Linked DNA regions of Homo sapiens: region 2 is linked to region 1. A link is a loop called in an ENCODE intact Hi-C map of the cell type or tissue named here. Cell type or tissue: PC-3. All regions are shown on one strand. Each heading gives the region's core, and the rest is flanking DNA. Links, peaks and the distances in the headings are about the cores only.

Evidence for each region. A loop is a pair of places that touch in the nucleus more often than their neighbours do. Peaks named below come from ENCODE experiments on the same cell type or tissue, not always from the same donor. Only the 100,000 strongest peaks of a DNase experiment are listed, where the experiment ranks them.
Region 2: it touches region 1 in a loop (7-fold over the local background); 17 of 110 quality-filtered maps call a loop at or near these places.

The regions. Positions count from the first base shown.
Region 1 is chr10:34,662,622-34,671,267 of GRCh38, reverse strand. The region is part of intron 2 of PARD3 (par-3 family cell polarity regulator); the gene reads left to right. It also overlaps the pseudogene RPL37P18. Among named protein-coding and RNA genes, the nearest start is that of PARD3, 150 kb to the left of the region's middle. In PC-3, for the core only: a CTCF peak has its summit at 4,807 (motif pointing left); DNase peaks (open chromatin) are centred at 4,347 and 4,767; H3K4me3 peaks cover 488 bases; H3K27ac peaks cover 1,600 bases.
Region 2 is chr10:34,983,147-34,990,630 of GRCh38, reverse strand. No RefSeq gene overlaps it. Among named protein-coding and RNA genes, the nearest start is that of LINC02635, 14 kb to the right of the region's middle. In PC-3, for the core only: a CTCF peak has its summit at 4,585; a DNase peak (open chromatin) is centred at 4,600.

The DNA.
Region 1 (8,646 bases), core at 3,691-6,190:
TTAAAAGCAGAAAGCAGTTAACTATTTCTTTATAATGCTTCTCCACTTCCATTGGAACCATGACATTGCAACAGAAATTATATTCACAGGCAAAGTCCCACAGCAACTGTCTTATGCTGTGTGTTGCAGCCTAAACGCTTATTTCTTTTGATTTGAAGGCTGTAATTCTTACTGCGAGTCTCAGTAACTTTTGCAAGAGCAGCCATTGACAGGTGCCCGCCATCTCTCTAGCCAGATGCTACCTCATCTGCCTCTGTCCGATGACTCTGGAGTTGGTCTGGTCTCAATTTAGTAAAACTTGATGGCCGCCGATGTGTTGCTGAAGTAATCAGTTGTAAAATGAGGAGGTAGAAATGTATTCTTGTCTTTTCTGGGAGGTTCAGGTACACACAACTTCAGGTTGATGATGATCCAAGTTCCTTCCCTGTTTGTGTCTTAAAAACAAGATTGAAAGCATAAACAAAACCAACAACAAAGTTCTTTGATCAAGGGAAGGGATTGCAACTGTTCACGGATGGAATTGGATTGGACCCTGAATTCTTACAGCTTGATTTGACTTTGTCATTTAGTGTAGGATTTCTTAACCATGGTTTCACTAGGTGCTTATAGATACTCTAAAACATGCACACACTCATACATCCCACCCCATAGATGCCCAGAAACCACTCAGGACTCGCTGAATCAGAATCTCCAGTGGTAGTGGGATGGGGTTGGGGCTAGTCAGGTACCCTCACTTCCTCCCGCAAAGGTCCCAAAGTGAATCCAGCCTAAACATTGCCAGGTGAAGAAACTGAAGTCTAGAGCACCAGGCGATATGAAGATAATAGAACTGTTTAGTGACAGATTTGAGAAAGAAGCCAGTGGCATTTGAGCATATGCCCTGTGCTCACCCCAGTAAGAAATCAGAAGCATAGTGGTGCAGATCACCTGCCTGAGAGCCAGCGGCGGCCTGGCGAGCCGGTGTGCACGCGCTGGCTGGTATTGGTGTCAGCTTTCGTGAAGGCGTCCCTTGTGTTTTGAGGCTTCTCAAGTTCTGAGGAAGCACCTGCAGCTGCACAGAGGTGCGTGTGCATGGAGTTGGGAGGCTAGCCGCCAAATGCTGCTCAGATTCCCAGGCCAGAGAGATGGTCTTTATACGTGATAAGAGCACGGATAAGCCACCTGCTTTGGGGTCAAAATTAAAAAGTCAATATACAAGTCTTTAACCTGGTTACTAATAAAGAATCTCTCAGCCCTGCTAACATAACCTGTGACTTTGTTCGTGTTAGCCATTTTCTGGTTATCTAACTTTGAATGACCTTTTCACTATAAATCTTTTAGACACATAGGTGTAGCTTTGTCAAAGAGTACTATATTTTTATTCTTCCTAGTAGAATTTTACTTTTATCATAGGATTGAAAGCCAAATTTTAAATACATCCTTTTGGAATATGTTTTTGTACCTATGTTAGAGGACCATGTGAGGTGTCAGATACCTTAAATTTTTTTTTAAATCACATTTTAATGCAGATACTCAGAACATCAAGTCATTAAATTATGTGAAAATCAGTATTTTGTGAGAAGGGTCCAGTTCCTTTTCATTTGTTGCAAGCAAATTATCACCTGCTTCTCTCTTACGGTGCATAATTTTGTTAGTAGGTAAGGTAATTTTTTCTGTTTTTTTTTAATGTTTTTAAAATTGTGTAAACGTAAGGAATACAAGTGCAGTTTCGTTACATGGATATATTGTGTGGTGGTGAATTCTTGGCTTTTAACCATCATTCAATATGTTGCTGTACCCATTAAGTACTTTCCCATCCTTCACCCCCTCCCATCCTCCTGAGTCTCCACCGTCTATCATTCCACACTCTGTGTCCGTGTGTATACATTATTTAGCTCCCATTTATAAGTGAGAACGTGTGGTATTTGACTTTCTGAGTTGTTTCACTTTGGATAATGGCCTCCAGTTCCATCAATATTGCTGCAAGACATGATTTCATTCTTTTTTATGGCTGAATAGTATTCTATTGTGTCTGTATACCACATTTTCTTTTATCTAGTCATCTGTTGTTGGACACTTAGGTTGATTCCCTATCTTTGCTATTGTGACTAGTGCTGAGATACATATATGAGTGCAGGTATCTTTTTGATATAATGACTTCTTTTCCTTTGGGTAGATACCTAGTAGTGGGATTGCTGGATCAAATGGTAGTTGTAATTTTAGTTCTTTGGGAAATCTCCATGCTGTTTTTCATAGAGTTTGTACTAATTTACATTCCCACCTGTTTTAATCTGTTCTGTTCACTGCTGTATCCCCATGTCCTAGAACAATGCTCATAAGCATTCAGTAAACATTTGTTGAATGAATGAATGAATGGAATGGAAATGAATTAATACCCAATCTATCTTTGCTTTGAGAAGGTCCTATTATGCAAATAAGTTTCTCTTAAAAAAAAAAATCAAACTTTTAAAAATTTTTAGTAGAGACGGGGTTTTGCTATGTTGCCCAGCCTGGTCTTGAACTCCTGGGCTCAAGCGATCTTCCCACTGCAGCATCCAAAAGTACTGTGATTATAGGCATGAGCCACTGTGCCTGGCCAAGTTTTTCTTCTTTTGCTTATCAATGAAAATTAAATATGTACCATAAGATATATCTTTGAAGATAAAAGGCTTTGGAGTGTTTTCTTCTTCCTGTGTTTGAATATATATATTGTGGGAGTCAGAATAATGCTATAGAGCCAGGTTTGGAGGAGGAGAGACGTCTGTTTTTCATCTTCCTCTCTCTGCTCTTCCTGGATTTTGAACTCTCTTGAAGCTACTCACATGGATGTGAACTGTGATAGATGACTGACTCCTAGTTCAAAACTTTGATATGATGCAGTGACTATGATTCAGTTGCACTGAGCAGGTTATATCAGGTAGAGAGCACCCACAAAATCTCATGATAGACAATACTATAATGAAAAGAGAAGGGTTCTCCAGAGGAAGGTATTTTTATGCTAGTAACCACAGAACTTTTTTGATAAGGCCAAGAAATTTACTGAGCTTTTTTGATAAGGTCAAGACATTTGCCAGAAAAGAGGCTTGTCTCGGCACATAGTCCTGGAGTCTTGATGGTTTTCATTTGTAGTTGTTGCAGATGAGGAATTATTTGTTGCTTAGCTGTTTTTTTCTTGCATTTACGAACCCGTGGTAGTTACTGTCTTGCTTATTTTTCCACCTTGACCATTTCAGGCCGCTTGAGGACAATCCGTATCCATCCTCACTCCATGCAGGAAGTTAAAGGCTGAGCAGGAGACATGCACCATTAGTGTACTGCACCTCCTCTTCCCCTAGTTTAAGAACATCCCTTCTTCTCATTCCCCTTTATGTAACTTTGGAACATTAAAGCAGCAGATGGTTTCTCCTTCAGGCTGCACGGAGGAGAATGGAGCTTAGCATGATGTGTTATCCTTAATAATGTCATCACAATATTATTTGTTTCTTGTGGAATTTAAAAATAAACATTAGCCTCAGTGGCTGATATTTATATTCTGCTTAATTTGCCATGCCTATTCAAGCTGGCTGTCAATTTTGGGGCTGGTCTTACTGGCCTGGACTAGAAAGATGAGTTTGTCCGATATCACCCCTATGTGAATGCCTTAATGCTTAGAATCATCTAGCAAATACTTTTCCAATATGGCTAGAAACAAAATCATCTTAAATCATTAGGCATTTTTCAGTGCCAAAGGCTATCAAATATCTTTTTTCCCCATTGTGTTTTTATGGTTCAGTGATGAATAGGTGACAATTTTGTAGCCTTAAATTCCTGCACTATCAGTAACACCGTGGTAAATGCCACTGCAGAGAAAGGCACCATTGATCTCCCCACCACTGCCTCTGGGATGCTTTAGACATTGACAGATGTGCTTTGTGAAACCTTGTGGAATGACACTTGGGGTTTGGTCTGTTCTTTCTTTAGAAATGAAACTTTTATTTTTGACCTATTGGCATTTCTTTAGCAGAAAGATCACTCCTACTAGCTATCTAGATTTGCTGCAGATGATTTGTTCATTTTAATGTTTGGATTTTGTTCTTGGATTTTCTAACCTATTTCTCAACTTATGTATCAATAATCTTGTTATACACTACCTGTTCTATGTTGGCCAGGCTGGAGTGCAGTGGTGTCATCTCAGCTCACTGCAACCTCCGCCTCCCGTGTTCAAGCGATTCTCCTGTCTCAGCCTACTGAGTAGCTGGGATTATAGGCATGCGCCACCACGTCGGCTAATTTTTGTATTTCTAGTAGAGACAGGGTTTCACCACGTTGGCCAGGCTGATACCAAACTTCTGGCCTCAGGTGATCCACCCGCCCTGGTCTCCCAAAGTGCTGGGATTACAAGGCATGACTCACTGTGCCCAGCCAAGTTTAGAATATATCTGAAATATTCTAAAAGGTCTGAAATGTATGTTTGTGTGTGTGTGTGTGTGTGTATATATATATATATATATATTTTTTTTTTTTTTTTTTTTAGGGGGAGGGGTAGGTGAGGTGGAAGGTTCTGTATGCAAATCAAGGTCTGGTTTCCAAATTAGGTCCTCCAAACAAGGTCAGATTGAAAACTGAAGGCTTCAGGTTTTGGAACTGTCAATCCCATGTTAGGTGTGCCTGCCCTGTCCCTCTCTTCCTGCCTGGAGGGCTGAGGGTGAGGCGAAGGAGTCCAGAAGCAGAAGTACAACACATGAGGAATCCTTTTGTGGACTCCTGGACGTTAGTAAGGGTGGACCTAAGTATCTGGCAATGTGCTCGGGGTTTTCTTGAGCAATTCCTCGAGTGCCACCTAGAGTCTAGTGGTAATACTGAATTAACTTCTAAGCTTTGTCAAGGAGCATGGAGAACTTGAGATTCTCAGACATTTTTATTCTGTATCATGAAGAAACTCAATAGTAATTGGAATCAGGATCAGTTTCTGGCTGCTTGATCAGCCATGTAATTAGTCAGCATGGTATGAATATGTACATGCCGGAGTTCAGTAATATACCTTCTATACTTAAATGGGGATTTTTCTTTGAGAATTGGCTTTTTTTTTTTTGATAAGATCTTGCTCTGTCATCCAGGCTAGAGTGCACTGGTGTAATCCTGGCTTACTGCAGCTTCCTGGGCTCAGCCATCCTCCCGCATCAGCCTTCAGCCTTCCAAGTAGCTGGGACTACAGGCATATGCCACCATGCCTGGCTAATTTAATTTAATTTTTTTTTTGGTAGAGTCAGGGTCTCACTTGGTTGTCAAGCTGATCTCAAACTCCTGGCTTCAAGTAAGCCCCTTGCCTTGGCCTCCCGTGGTGCTAGAATTATAGGTGTGAACGCCTGGCCTAGAATCTAATCTTTTCTTTTCTTTTCTTTTTGTTCTGTTCTGTTCTGTTCTGTTCTGTTCTGTTCTGTTCTGTTCTGTTCTGTTCTGTTCTGTTCTTTAATTGAGACGAAGTCTCAAAAAGCCCAGGCTGGAGTGCAGTGGCGCCGTCTTGGCTCACTGCAACCTCCGCCTCCTGGGTTCAAGTGATTCTTCTGCTTCAGCCTCCTGAGTAGCTGGAACTATAGGCACGTGCCACCATGCCAGGCTAATTTCTGTATTTTTAGTAGAGGTGGGGTTTCACCATATTGGCCAGGCTGGTCTGGAACCCCTGACCTCGTGATCCGCCTGCCTCGCCATCCCAAAGTGTTGGGATTACAGGTGTGAGCACCGTGCCAGGCCCAGAATTTCTTTTTTTTAAAAATTTTTAAAATTTTTTTGTGATGTAGTTTTGCTCTTGTTGCCCAGGCTGGAGTGCAACGGCACAATCTCAGCTCACTGCAACCTCTACCTCCCAGGTTCAAGTGATTCTCCTACCTCAGCCTCCTGAGGAGCTGGGATTACAGGCATGTGCCACCACGCCTGGCTATTTTTTTTTGTTTGTTTTTTTCAGCAGATACAGGGCTTCTCCATGTTGGTCAGGCTGGTCTCGAACTCCCGACCTCAGGTGATCCACCTGCCTCGGCCTCCCAAAGTGCTGGGATTACAGGCATGAGGTGCGCCCAGCCTTAGAATTTCTTTTTTAGTATGATTATCCCCTAGCTTATTTGAATTACTATTTTAATAAACACGTTCTGGAAATCTTAATTATTAATAACTTTGATTGTATTAGGCATGAAAAGTTAGGCAGATTTTTTTTATTTTAAAAAAAACTTTGTAATTGTGGTTTTACTTATATTGCCTCTATTCAGTAGGATCCCCCTCCCTCTCCCCCTCTCTTTCCCTCCCTGTCTCTGTCTCTCCCTCTCTCTTCACACACACCACACACATGCACACCAGGAAGCAGTTCTGTACTGTCTACAAATTCTCTGTAAGCCATCATAGAAGAGAAGTGAATCAGAGAAGGGGATTCAACATTCTACATGCTAAGACCTGTCCGGCACACACCTCTTCACAGCCTTGTCTGAAGTGACAGACTGTAGCAATTGCTAATTTGACTAAGAAAAAGGTTTCTGGGCCAGGCATGGTGGCTCAGGTCTGTAATCTCAGCACTTTGGGAGGCCAAAGTGGGCAGATTACCTAAGGTCAGGAGTTCGAGACCAGCCTGGCCAACATGGTGAAACCCTGTCTCTACTAAAAATACAAAAATTAGCTGGGTGTGGTGGCACATGCCTGTAATCCCAGCTACCCAGGAGGCTGAGGCAGGAGAATCTCTGGAACCCGGGAGGCAGAGGCTGCTGTGAGCTGAGATACCACCGCACTCCAGCCCGGGCAACACAGGGAGACACCTTCTCAAAAAAGGCCAGGTGCAGTGGCTTACGCCTATAATCCCAGCACTTTGGGAGGCTGAGGTGGGCGGATCACAAGGTCAGGATTTTGAGACCAGCCTGACCAACATGGTGAAACCCCACCTCTACTAAAAATACAAAAATGAGCCGGGCCTGGGGGTGCACACCTGTAATCCCAGCTACTTGGTAGGCTGAGGCAGGAGAATCGCTTGAACCTGGGAGGTGGAGGTTGCAGTGAGCCGAGATCACGCTACTGCACTCCAGCCTGGGCAACAGTTCGAGACTCTGTCTCAAAAGAAAAAAGAAAAAGGTTTTCGATTGCCTTTGCTATTGATTCAGACAGTGACATAACCAAATATATTAAAAAGAACTCCCACCTCTGGTCTCTTTGGTCTCGGCGGCAGAAGCGAGATGAGGAAGGGAGTGTCATCCTTAGGGAAACATCGCAGCTGGACACACTCCCTGTGCTGCTGCGGCCCTGAGGCCCCAACCTGCTAAGCCAAGAGAAGGCAGAACTGGAGTGCCAAGGCGAAAAGACGAAGCAACACCAGGGCTGGTTGAATGAGGCGCCTAAACATTGTACACTACAGATTCAGGCCTGGGCTCCGTGAAGGACAGCACCCAGACCCAAGGGCCAGCTACTGCACCTCATCTTCAGAATTTCAGTGATTGGTCATGGAATACATGTTCTGTTTTTTTTTTTCTTTTAAAGAATTCTTTGGGAATAACAAAAACTGAGGGGGAAATGAAAAGTTTTGTGGATGAATAGAAGAATGACACAGCTTCTTTAAAATGTTTGACACTTCTGGAACCTCTGAAGCATAAACAGGGTGCCACCCCACTGTGTTCAGTGGGCCTGTCAGCTCCATCTTCGTCTAAAATCAGATGCTTGGAAGTAGAGAAGGAACTTTTTTTAAAAATTTTTTATTTTTGTGGATACGTATTAGGTGTGTATATTTATGGGGCATAAGAAATATTTCGGTACAGGCATGTGATGACTAATAACCACATGAGATTAAGTGGGATATCTACCCCAAGCATTTATCCTTCGTGTTACAAAGCTCTGTTGCCCAGGCTGGAGTGCAATGGTGCGATCTCCTCTCACTGCAATCTCCGCCTCCCGAGTTCAAGCAATTCTCCTGCCTCAGCCTCCCGAGTAGCTAAGATTACAGGCATGCACTACTACGCCTGGCTATTTTTTTTGTATTTTTAGTAGAGATGGGGCTTTGCCATGTTGCCCGGGCTGGTCTTGAACTCCTGAGCTCAGGCAATCTACCCGCCCTGGCCCTCCCAAAGTGCTAGGATTACAGGCATGAGCCTCTGCACCTGGCCTCTTTTAGTTATTTTAAATGTACAATGAAATTATTGTTGCCTATAGTCACCCTGCTCTGCTAGGAAATATTAGTTCTTATTCATTCTTTCTAACTGTATTTTTGTACTCATTAACTCCACTCCCCTGCTCCCAGCCCCACACCCTTCCCAGCCTCTGGTAACCATCATCTACTCTCTATTTCCATGATTTCAGTTGTTTTAATTTTTAGCTCCCACAAATGAGTGAGAACATGCAATGTTTGTCTTTCTGTGCCTGGCTTGTTTCACTTAAGATGATGATCTTCAGTTTGATTCTTTTTTTTTTTTTTTCTGAGACAGTTTCTCACTGTCACCCAGGCTGGAGTGCAGTGGCACTATCTCACCTCACTGCAACATTGGTCTCCCAGGTTCAAGGGATTCTCTTGCCCCAGCCTCCCGAGTAGCTGGAATTACAGGCATCTAATACCACGCTGGGCTAATTTTTGTATTTTTAGTAGAGATGGGGTTTCACCATGTTGGCCAGGCTGGTCTCAAACTCCTGGTTCAAGTGATCCTCTCACCTCTGCCTCCCAAAGTGCTG
Region 2 (7,484 bases), core at 3,219-5,718, 320 kb before region 1:
AGCCAGGAGGGTCTTGATCTCCTGACCTCGTGATCTGCCCACCTCAGCCTCCCAAAGTGCTGGGATTACAGGTGTGAGCCACCATGCTGGGCCCCTAATTTTAATTTTAATTGACAAGTAATAATTGTATGTATTCGTGGAGTACAATGTGATTTGATACATGTTGATGATGTGGACTGATTAAATCAAGCTAATGAACATATCTATCACCTCACATACTGTCATTCCTTTGTGGTGAGAACGTTTTTTTTTCTGAGACAGATCTCGCTCTCCGCCCAGGCTGGAGTGCAGTGGCGCTATGTAGACTCACTGCAACCTCTGCCTCCCAGGTTCAAGCGATCCTTCCACCTCAGCTTCCCGAGTAGCTGGGATTACAGGCATGTGCCACCACACCCGGCTAATTTTTGTATTTTTAGTAGAGACAGGGTTTCATTATATTACCCAGGCTGGTCTTGAACTCCTGACCTCAAGTGATCTGCCTGCCTTGGCCTCCCAAAGTGCTGGGATTACAGGCATGAGCCACCATGCCCAGATCTTTGTGGTGAGAACATTTAAAATCTAATTTTGGGGGTCTGCATTTCTTGAGTCAATTTTAGAGCCAGGAAGGCCACATCTTTGGAGTGAGAGCGGGAGTCAGGGTCAGTTCCTCAGCATCACTAAGTGGTCCCTCACCATCCATCTTTCCAGCTGGAAAGCAACTTGCTGGCCACTCACCAAAATAACAAGTAGGAAAGGTAAAATAAAGGAGGATGTGATCACATCAGCAAAAAAACAAAAAAACAAAAAACAACATTAAAGAGAGGAAATGCCAGTGTAAAATAAATGAAATAAATAGTAAAGAAGTAATACTGTTGCTGGTGAATAGAATGCATTGTCGCATATTATATGTGGATCTTCTGTTTATCATCTTGCTAAACTCTCTCCTTTATATATTCAGTCTTCTAGGAGAGGATTCATACAATCACAAAATAATTACAGTTTTATTTCCTCCCTTTCAGGCCTTTGACTTGAATTTGTTTTCCTTGTATTGGCCGAAATATATGGAATAGACATGGTGATCTTGGTCTTCTTCCTGATTTTAAAGGATACTAATTATTTTAATGGAATTTATATGGGCCTCATGAAATGAGTTGGGAAGTAATCTTTTTTTCTCTACTCTCTAGGAAAATCTATAAAATTAGAATGACATTTTTCAAAAAAGTTGACTTGCCTGTGAAACTAACTGGGCTTGGTGTTTTCTTTGTAGGAAAGGAGCCCATTTCTGACATTCATCATACTGTTTAGCAAGCCACTAATTTTACAAATGAAACCGATTTATGACATTCATTTTGCTGCTAAAACCCCACTCCTATTGATCAACGTATGTACAGTGAAGCCTTTGTGGTAGCTGACTCTGCTGTGCAGCCTTAAGGTGAAATGTTAGCTGACCACTCTTGAAGAGCAAGTTCCTGATTAAAGACATTGACTTCCCTGAAGTGTATCTTAAATGAACATACACACACACACATATGCAGGCATGCCTACATACATCACATTATCCTTGCCAAAGTATCTTAAAGAAAGTTACAGTATTTTAAAGTAAATTGATCTCCATGCATTGATTTTTTAAAACCTATTTTTGGGATCCTGGGCTGACTTCTTTTTGACACCAAATTAACGTCAAATCATTTGCTTCCTGACTTGTTGAAACATGAATACCTGGAAAGAAAAGCTCTCTGTGAAGCAGAGATTAGCTCTATGAGAAAGCAGAAGAAAAGCATCTACGGCAAGCCTGAGCAGGCTCTGTAGGTTCAATCCTTAAGATTCAGTCCTTGAAAAACAGATTGAACTCTTGCTCCCAAAGATAAGATCACCTTTTTGGAGGAAATGTCAAAATTTAAGAAATCAGAATAAATCCTTTCTTAACCATTCCTTCATTCACATAGCAGTTATTGGATGTCTCCTAGGTGCAAGGCACCATGATAGACACCACGGATACAAAGAGTTACTTGCCCTCAAGTAACTCGCTGTCTAGATAGGATTAAATAGAGAATTAGCCAGGTGTGGTGGCTCATGCCTGTAATCCCAGCACTTTGCGAGGCTGAGGTGGGTGGATCACTTGAGGCCAGGAGTTGGAGACCAGCCTGGCCAACATTGTAAAACCCTGTTTCTACTAAAATACAAAAATTCGCTGGGCATGGTGGTACGTGCCTGTAATCCCAGCTACTCAGGAGGCTGAGGCAGGAGAATCGCTTGAGCTGGGACCCGGGAGATGGAGGTTTCAGTGAGCCGAGATCACGCCACTACACTCCAGCCTGGGCTACAGAGCAAAGCTCTGTCTCAAAAAAAAACAAACAAACAAACAAAAAAAAACTGTAATGACCAACACAAAATCAGATCCAATTTACTGCTTGAGGAAACAAGACCAAATAATGAGAATCAGTATCAGCAGACAGTAGGGACAGACTCACAGCTACTCCTGATAGTGCAACTACTAGTTACAAACTGTAAACTCACTATGCCTATTATGTCATGGAGCTGGAAACCAACATTTTCAGGAAGGAACTATAACTATAAAAAGTTACACTGGGCTGGGCACAGTGGCTCAGGCCTATAATCCCAGCAATTTTGGAGGCTAAAACAGGAGAATCACTTCAACCCAGGTGTTCAAGGCCAGCCTCAGCAACATAGTGAGACTCTGTCTCTGCAGAAATTGTTTTTTTTTTTTTTTTTTTTTTTTTTTTTTTGAGACAGAGTCTCATCATTCAGGCTGGAATGCAATGGCGTGATCTTGGCTCACTGCAACCTTCACCTTCCAGGTTCAATCAATTCTTGTGTCTCAGTACCCCAAGTAGCTGGGATTACAGGGTCACACCACCATGCCTGGCTAATTTTTGTATTTTTAGTAGTGATGGGGTTTCACCATGTCGACCAGACTGGTCTCGAACTCCTGACCTTAAGTAATCTGCCCGCCTCGGCCTCCCAAAGTGCTCGGATTACAGGCACGAGCCACCACGCCAGGTCAAAAAATGTTTTTAAAATTAGCTGAGCATAGTGACTCACTCCTGTTATCCCAGCATTTTGAGAGGCTAAGGTGGGAGGCTCACTTGAACCCAGAAATTTGAGGCTGCAGTGAGCTATAACTGCACTCCAGCCTGGGGGACAGAGTGAGACCCTGTTTCAGGGGGAAGAAAAAAGTGACATTGCATATTTGAAAAAAAATATTATATCTGCCTAGGTCCAAATACAAGAGAGAAAACACATTGTAATTTAAACAGGGATACTTAATATAAATAATTATTGGCCAGGCACGGTGGCTCACACCTGTAATTCCAGCACTTTGGAAGGCCAATGCAGGAGGAGCGCTTGAGCTGAGGAGTTTGTGACCACCCTGAGAAACATGGCAACTCCTCATCTCCACAAAAAAATACAAAAATTAGCCAGGTCAGGTGATGTATGGCTGTCATCCCAGCTACTCAGGAGGCTGAGGTGAGTGGATTGATTGAGCCCGGTCAAGGCTGTAGTGAGCCATGATCATACCACTGCACTCAAGCCTGGGTGACAGAGAGAGACCTTGTCTAAAGAAAAAAAAAATTACTATAACAAAGGATTAGAAAAGGATTAGAGCTGGGTGCAGTGGCTCACGTCTGTAATCCCAGCACTTTGGGAGGCTGAGGTGGGTGGATCACCTGAGGTCAGGAGTTCAAGACCAGCCTGGCTAGCCTGGCCAACGTGGTGAAACCCCGTCTTTACTAAAAATACAAAAAATTAGCAGGGCGTGGTGGTGGGCACCTGTAATCCCAGCTACTCGGGAGTCTGAGGCAGGAGAATTGTTTGAACCCAGGAGGTGGAGGTTGCAGTGAGCCGAGATTGTGCCACTGCACTGCAGCCTAGATAACAAGATCGAAACTCCATCTCCAAAAAAAAAACAACAACAAAAAAACCAAATCATTAGAGTAGCAAGGGATTGACTAGTATGAAGTAAATGCCTCTAAAAAAAATATAGAGCTGGCAGATTTGAAGAGCAGTCGCTAACTCCAGGGCTGAGATTGAGCACCTTAGCCCACGCCCAGGGCTCAGATTCTGACCCTGTTGAGAGGCCATGGACAGCTCTGGCTCACTGGAAGGCAGAGAAGTTGCTGAGCTGCTGCACTGGTGGAACTGCTGGAAATCTGCCTGATATGATTTGGCTGTGTCCCCACCCAAATCTCATCTTGAATTCCCACATGTTGTGGGAGGGACCCAGTGGGAGGTAATGGAATCATGGAGGCAGGTCTTTTCCCATGGTGTTCTTGTGACAGTGAATAAGTCTTACGAGATATGATGGTTTTAAAAAGAGGAGTTCCCCTGCATAAGCCCTCTTCTATTGTCTGCCGCCACGTGAGACGTGCCTTTTGCCTTCTGCCGTTATTGTAAGGCCTCCCCAGCCACATGGAACTGTAAGTCCATTAAATCTCTTTCTTTTGTAAATTGCCCGGTCTCAAGTATGTCTTTATCAGCAGTGTGAAAACAGACTAATACACTGCCCTTTAGGGTGCTGGGGAAAGCTGTCCACAGGAAAGGACATCACTAGAGATGAGATGCTCTACTACAAAAGTGCCAGGGGAGGGAGTACTGGGTCCATTGCTGGAGCTGGGTGCTGAGGAAGCTGCACTCACTGCAGAAGCCTGCACGAGAAAAGCTATGCACTCTGCAAGAGCCTGCCCAGCCCTGTACACTGGGACCTTCACCTGCAGTGTCTGTCCATCATTCTGTACTTAGAAAGCCTTGGTGTCTGCTAGCATGGGAAAAAAATACTTAAAGGACAAGATCCACTTTCACAGAGTATCGAAAGGGGTGAGTTTGTTTTGTTTTGTTTTTGAGATGGAGTTTCACTCTTCTTGCCCAGGCTGGAGTGCAATGGCACGATCTCGGCTCACTGCAACCTCTGCCTCCTGGGTTCAGGTGATTCTCCTGCCTCAGCCTCACAAGTAGCTGGAACTACAGGTGCCCACCACCATGTCCAGTTAATTTTTGTATTTTTAGTAAAGACGGGGTTTCACCATGTTAGCCAGGCTGGTCTCGAACTCCTGAGCTCAGGTGATCTGCCTGCATTGGCCTCTCAAGTGCTGGATTACTCGCGTGAGCTACAATGCCTGGCCTAAAAGGAAGAATTTGGAGGCAAGAGGCAATACATTGATAACCAGCACAAGAAATTAGAAGAAATTTTAGAAGTGAAAAATAAAATAGATAAAATTCAGAACACAATAGAAGTGTTTAACAGTAGATTAGACACAACTGAAGAGAGAATAAGGGCACTGGAAGATAGATGGGAAGGACAGAACATACACAGGAGAGATCAAGAGACATTTATGGCAGAGTTGGAAGGTTCTAAATCTGCACTGTTTAATAGGGTAGCCACTAGCCATATGTGGTTATTTAAATTTAAATTAATTGCAGTTAAATAAAATGTAAAAATTCAGTTTCTCAACTGCACTAACCACATTTCAAATGCTTAATAGTCACATACCAGTATATAACACAAATGCTTAATAGCCCCAGCATGGACACAGATTCAGCAGGTTGTATTAGTGCTGGTCTAAATGGATTTAATTGGAGTTCCACAAATAAAGGAGAAAAGGGAGCAGAAGCAATATTTGAGGAGTTTTAGCTGAACACTTTCCAAAACTAACAAAAGACATAAAGCCACAGTTTTCAGAAGACCGAAAATTCCCAAATCCAAACAGGATAAATAAAAAAGAAATCCACAGCCAGACCTAGTAAATCTCTGGGAATACCAAAGACTTAATGGCAAAGAGTTGAAAGCTTTCTCTTTAATGTCAGAAACAAGATAAGGATACCCGCTGTCACCATGGCTATTCAACATTTCTTGGCCAGTGTCATAAATCAAGAAAAGGAAATCAGAGGCACAACAATTGCAAAGAACAGACCAACTGTTATTTGAATACAATGCTATTATATACTTAGAAAATCTTTTAAGATTTATAGAGAACTTATTAAAATTAGTAAGTTGCTGAATACAAAGTCAGTATACAAAAGTTTAGTTACAAATGCTGGTTAAATGATTTGAAATAGGATACCCCTTATAGTGATATGAAAAATACAAAGTACCTAAAAATTAACCTTATAAAACATGAGTAAGATCCCTATATAGAGAACTGTAAAATAGCTTTTCAAGAAACTAAAAACAGCTAAATAAATGGAGAGAGATATACCATGCTTATGAATTGAAAGACTCACTATTGTAAAGATATAGGTATCCCTAAATTGATGTATAGATGCAGTGTTATTCTATCTTAAGAGATTTTTTTTGACAATCTGATTTTTTTTTTTTTTTGAGATGGAGTCTCACTCTGTCGCTCAGGCTGGAGGGCAGTGGCATGATCTCAGATCACTGCAGCCTCTGCCTCCCGGGTTCAAGCAATTCTCCTGCCTCAGCCTCCCGAGTAGCTGGGACTATAGGCATGTGCTGCTGCGCCCAGCTAATTTTTGTATTTTTAGTAGAGATGGGGTTTCACCATGTTGTCCAGGATGGTCTTGATCTCCTGACCTCGTGATCCACCTGCCTCAGCCTCCCAAAGTGCTGGGATTACAGGCCAGAGCCACTGCACCTGGCCAAAATATTTTTTTAAAGTTAGCTGGGCATGGTGGCACATGCCTGTAGTCCTAGCTACTCAGGAGGCTGAGGCAGGAGGATTCTTGAGCCCAAGAATTCAAGGGTGCAATGAGCTATGGTTGCACACTGTGATCCAGCCTGGGTGACAGAGTGAGACCCTGTCTCAATAAAGAAAAAAAAAAAAAAAAAAAGAGGGCTAGGTATGGTGGTTCATGCCTGTAATCACAATATTTTGGGAGGCCAAGGCTGGTGGATCACCTGAGGTCAGGAGTTGGAGACTAGCCCAGCCAACATATTGAAAGCCTGTCTCTACTAAAAATACAAAAAATTAGCTGGGTGTGGTGGCGGGCATCCGTAATCCCAGCTACTCAGGAGGCTGAAGCAAAAGGATCGCTTGAACTTGGGAGGCGGAGGTTGCAGTGAGCCGAGATCTTGCCACTGCACTCCCGCCTGCTGGGTGACAAGAGTGAAACTCCATCTCAAAAAAAAAAAAAAAAGAAAGAAAAGAAGATCCCTCTTTGAAGTAAAGCAAGATGGAAAGACTCTTCTAAGCATCAAGACTTATAAAATTGTACAATAATAAGCCAATGCTATGATGGTCTAACAATCAGCAATAGAACAGAATAGAGGGCACAGACACAGATCCTTAAATGCATGGACATTGATCCTTTTTTTTTTTTGAGACAGAGCCTCGCCCTGTCGCCCAGGCTGGAATGCAGTGGTGCAGTCTTGGCTCACTGCAACCTCCACCTTCCGGGTTCAAGCGATTCTTGTGCCTCAGCCTCCCAAGTAGCTGGGACTACAGGTGTGTGCCACCATGCCCAGCTAATTATTTGTATCTTTAGTAGAGACGGGGTTTCACCATGTTGGCCAGGCTGGTCTCGAACTC